Regions from separate parts of the Homo sapiens genome. Here region 2 is linked to region 1. The links are chromatin loops, found by intact Hi-C in ENCODE. Cell type or tissue: PC-9. All regions are shown on one strand. Region 1 has its middle 49 kb from the start of S1PR3. Region 2 has its middle 31 kb from the start of MIR4289.

Region 1 (2,500 bases):
CATGGACAGTTATGTGCGACCCATTCCCCACCACCCTTGCCAGGGCCCCAGATTTGTAAAGCAGAAAAAGAAAGAGAGAAAAGGAAGAGGCAGAGAGAGAAAGGAGAGAAACAGGAAAGAGAGAGACACATGGAGGAGAGAGAGAGATGGAGAGGAGAGAGAAAGAAAAAGATAGAAGTAGTAAAGACAAAACAGTGTGCCCTATTCCTTTAAAAGCCAGGGTAAATTAAAATCTATAATTGATAATTGAAGGTCTTCTCTGTGACCCTATAACACTCCAATACCAACTTGTTGTCGGTGTAAACAAGGGCGTAGCCTGAAAGCACTGAGACCACTGACAACCTGTAACCTTCCTAGCAAAAATCCTTAACCCAGCAACCCGCGGATGGCCCAAATGCATTCAATCAGTAGTGGCAACCACTTTGCTAAAAGTAGAAAAATAACCTTTACAGGAAACCTCATTGTGAGCACACCTCACCAGTTCAGAACTATCCTAAGTTTAAAAAGCAAAAAGGTAGCTTACTAACTCAAATCTTAAAGTATGGGGCTATTCTGTTAGAAAAAGTTGATTTAACATTAACCACTGAAAACTCCTTTAACCCAGCAGATTTCCTAATAGGGGATTTAAATCTTAATTACCATACAAAGGTCTGACCAGACCTAGGAGGAAATCCCTTCAGGACAGGACTATAGATGGCTCCTCCCAGGTGATTGAGAAAAAACCACAATGGGTATTCAGTAATTGATAGGGAGACCTTGTGGAAGCAAAGTTAGGAGAATTGCTTAATAGTTGGTCTGCTCAAACGTGCAAGCTGTTTGCACTAAACAAATTAAAATAGACCTAGGTAAATTCTCAGATAACCCCAATGGCTATATTGATGTTTTACAAGGGTTAAGACAGTCCTTTGATCTGACATGGAGAGATATAATGTTACTGCTAGATCAGACACTAACCCCAAATGAGAGAAGTGCTGCCATAACTGCAGCCCGAGAGTTTGGCTATCTCTGGTCTCTCAGTCAGGTCAATGATAGATTGACAACAGAGGAAAGAGAACAATTCCTCACAGGCCAGCAGGCAGTTCCCAGTGTACACCCTCACTGGGACACAGAATCAGAACACGGAGATTGGTGCCACAGACATTTACTAACTTGCATGCTAGAAGGAGTAAGGAAAACTAGGAAAAAGCCTATAAATTATTCAGTGATGTCCACTATAACACAGGGAAAGGAAGAAAATCCTACTGCCTTTCTGGAAGAGACTAAGGGAGGCATTGAGGAAGCATACCTCTCTGTCACGTGATTCTATTGAAGGCCAGCTAATCTTAAAGGATAAGTTTATCACTCAGTCAGCTGCAGATATTTAATAAAAACTTCAAAAGTCCACCTTAGGCCTGGAGCAAAAGTTAGAAACCCTATTGAACTTGGCAACCTCGGTGTTTTATAATAGAGATCAGGAGGAACAGGCAGAACGGGACAAACTAGATAAGAAAAAGGCCACCGCTTTAGTCATGGCCCTCAGGCAAGCAGACTTTGGAGGCTCTGGAACATGGAAATGCAGGGCAAATCGAATGCCTAATAGGGCTTGCTTCCAGTGTGGTCTACAAGGACACTTTAAAAAAGATTGTCCGAATAGAAATAAGCTGCCTCCTCATCCATGCCCCTTATGTCAAGAGAATCACTGGAAGGCCTACTGCCCCAGGGAATGAAGGTCTTCTGAGTCAGAAGCCACTAACCAGATGATCCAGCAGCAGGACTGAGGGTGCCCGGGGCAAGTGTCAGCCCATGCCGTCACCCTCACAGAGCCCCAGGTATGCTTGACCATTGAGGGCCAGGAGGTTAACTGTCTCCTGGACACTGGCATGGCCTTCTCAGTCTTACTCTGCTGTCCTGGACAACGGTCCTCCAGAACTGTCACTATCTGAGGGGTCCTAGGACAGCCAGTCACTAGATACTTCTCCAAGCCACTAAGTTGTGACTGGGGAACTTGACTCTTTACACATGCTTTTCTAATTATGCCTGAAAGCCCCACTCCCTTGTTAGGGAGAGACATTCTAGCAAAAGCAGGGGCCATTATACACTAGAATTAGGAGAAGGAAAAAGGGTAAATATTTATACAGACTCTAAATATGCTTACCCAGTCCTCCATGCCCACACAGCAATATGGAGAGAAAGGGAATTCCTAAGTTCAGAGGGAACACCTATCAAACACCAGAAAGCCATTAGGAGATTATTATTGGCTGTACAGAAACCTAACAGGTGGCAGTCTCACACTGCCAGGGTCATCAGAAAGGAAAGGAAAGAAGAAATAGAAGGGAACTGCCAAGCAGATATTGAAGCCAAAAGATCTGCAAGGCAGGACCCTTCATTAGAAATGCTTATAGAATAACCCCTAGTATGGGGTAATCCCCTCAGGGAAACCAAGCCCCAGTACTCAGCAGGAGAAATAGAATGGGGAACCTCACAAGGACATAGGTTCCTCCCCTCAGGATGGCTAGCCACT
Region 2 (2,500 bases), 160 kb after region 1:
CTGGGGAGGGTGTGAACCCCACAAAAGACATCTCTCCCCAGTTCTCACTTCCTGATGCTTGGAGCCAGACCTGCCTTACACACACACACACACCCCACCACCACCACCCATGCTCTGAGGGTAGAGCTGCAGGACTGGCCCCTCCTTACTGACTTGAAGACAGGCCTGAGAGGTCTCCCCAGGGCCTCACTAGCGAGCCACCAGCTGGGCCTGCAGCCTGGGCCCCTGACCCCAGCCAGGGCTCTTCCTCCCCAGCTTCTCACCGACTCAGCGGGCTGGGCTGGGGATATTAAAGGGAATTTTAAGAACAGGAAATGATCATGCATCCGGTTGAACTCGCCTGCTGTCCTTTTTGGCTGCTCCTAATTCTACCTTCCGGCCTCAGAGTTTGCCTCCTGGGGTTTGTTTCTCTGTGCTCAATATTTTCTGCACAGCGACCTGAATTTCATTATGTGAGGCTCAGAGGGCTCTGGCCCCAAATAGTGGGGGAGAAACAGAGCGAAAAAACACAAAAGGTTCCTGGTGGAGTTGCTGATTAGAGTAAGACAATCCTTAAATGCTGAAAGAGAGAATCAGAGAGAGTTGCAGGAAGAGAAAATAAAACAAGCTGCCATAGTTGCCTTGAAGTTATCTCAGAAGATGGGCAGTAACTGTCATGCCGTGGGGAGGAGTGCGGAGGAGGGTGCAGAGCAGTCTGGTTTCAGGGAGACCTTAGCAGGATGAGATTCAGCTCTTGGAAATTAGGAAAGGCCACGGCTAAGAAACATGTATTGTTAGTCTTTCCCCCCAAAATTTCCAAGAAAAGAAAGTAGTGCGTAAGAATACTCTGTGAAAGTAGGGATTTTATCTCTGTACAATTACAATAAAACTAATTTCTTGAACACAGAAGCCCCAGATTTTCCCTGATGTTTTGCCACCAGTGTTATGCCCCGTACACATGCACACACACACATGCACACTCACTGCAGGCCCTCCACAGGTGACCACGCAGAAGGAGGAACCACAACTACTGCTGACGATTGATGCTGCGTCTGAGACACTTGGCACTCCAAGAGCCCATGGCCCTGGCCCTGTTGATACAAACACCTTCCATTTGTGCCTTTATTTTTTTTTTTTTTTGAGGCAGGGTCTCACTCTGTCATCCAGGCTGGAGTGCAGTGGCACAATCAGAGCTCACTTAAGCCTTGAAATCCTGGATTCACCCGATCTCCCACCTCAGCCTCCTGGGATTATAGGCATGCGCCACCATGCCCAACGTGGGCCCATACTTTTTCATATGCACTTATAGGCTCCCCAGACACTCTGGTTTCTTGCCCACTTCTTGTTTTCTAAATATGAGATGTTTCCAGTTTTCAAACATTCCTTTGCTCTGATCTAACCTGGTACATTGTTGTTTCTCTGTTCTGCTGTACTGGGGACTGTGTTTGCTCATAGTTAACCCCAATGACTAAGCAAGTCCATTAAAAGGCAGGTCTAAAATGGGGGAGGCAAAAATTTTGTCTGCTATAGTTTACCCTCTGACCACATTCCTCTCTCTCATCTGCAAAATGCATCTATCCTGTCTCATGACAACAAAGATCTCACTCCATTAGAACACCCACTTCAAGTCCAAAATCTCATCATTTCAGTCGCCTTGAGCAGTCAGGTGAGGCTCTGCTATGATACACCCTGAGCCACAGACCCTGTCTATCTGTGGCCCTGTAAAACTAGAAAACAAGTAATCTGACCACCAAATTCAATGATGGTATAAGTGTAGGAGAGCCATTATAGACATTCTGGTTCCAAAAGGGGAAAATGGGGGGCACCAGTTCAGGCAGTTTCAATCCATCTGGGAGATGCAATTAAGTTTAAGGAATTATCCTCACTGTGTCGTGGGCTCGATTCTCTAGGCTCTCAATTCTACCTTTCAGGCTCTTGGCTCTCCAGAAGAGAAAAATAAAAGCAACTGAAGAAGGCAGATGACCAATGCCAATCAATTTGACATGGCTGTGGGCTGAGTTGTATCCCACCCCCAAATTCTTCTGTGGAAGTTCTGACCCCTGAAAGGGGCAGCTCCAAGGGCACCCATCAGCCCCCATCCAGCCCCTGAGGGGCAGCTTCGCCCTCTGTCTTCTGACTCTGCCCTTCTCAGCCTGGGACTTGCCTGGGTTTTGTCTTCCCTTTCAGCATGAAGCCAGGGACCCCCAGACAGTTTGGGAGAATCCTCATATGGCCTACAAGATGCCCTGGCCCTCTCTGACCTCACCACGTGCACTCACTCCCCCAGTGGCTCTCTGCTCCCCAAGTGCAATATGCTCTGTCTCCCAATCCACACGCTTGGCTTGTTCTTTCTCACCCTTCAGGTTTGAGTTTAAACATTTCCACCTCAGAGAGTCCTTCCCCGAACATTCCACGTAGAGTTGTTCAGTTCCTTCCTCCCCATCCACCCCGTCCACTTGACTTCCCAACAGGAAGGGAAGAAGAGAGGAGATGATCTTGAGAGGGAAAAGAGGAGAAGAGT

Evidence for each region. Peaks named below come from ENCODE experiments on the same cell type or tissue, not always from the same donor. Only the 100,000 strongest peaks of a DNase experiment are listed, where the experiment ranks them.
Region 2: it touches region 1 in a loop (4-fold over the local background); 2 of 110 quality-filtered maps call a loop at or near these places.

The regions. Positions count from the first base shown.
Region 1 is chr9:88,940,840-88,943,339 of GRCh38, reverse strand. No RefSeq gene overlaps it. Among named protein-coding and RNA genes, the nearest start is that of S1PR3, 49 kb to the left of the region's middle. In PC-9, no CTCF peak of the experiment used is centred here; DNase peaks (open chromatin) are centred at 739 and 1,539; H3K4me3 peaks cover 748 bases; H3K27ac peaks cover 2,500 bases.
Region 2 is chr9:88,775,843-88,778,342 of GRCh38, reverse strand. No RefSeq gene overlaps it. Among named protein-coding and RNA genes, the nearest start is that of MIR4289, 31 kb to the right of the region's middle. RefSeq lists a silencer at 22-261. In PC-9, no CTCF peak of the experiment used is centred here; a DNase peak (open chromatin) is centred at 1,402; H3K4me3 peaks cover 1,208 bases; H3K27ac peaks cover 2,500 bases.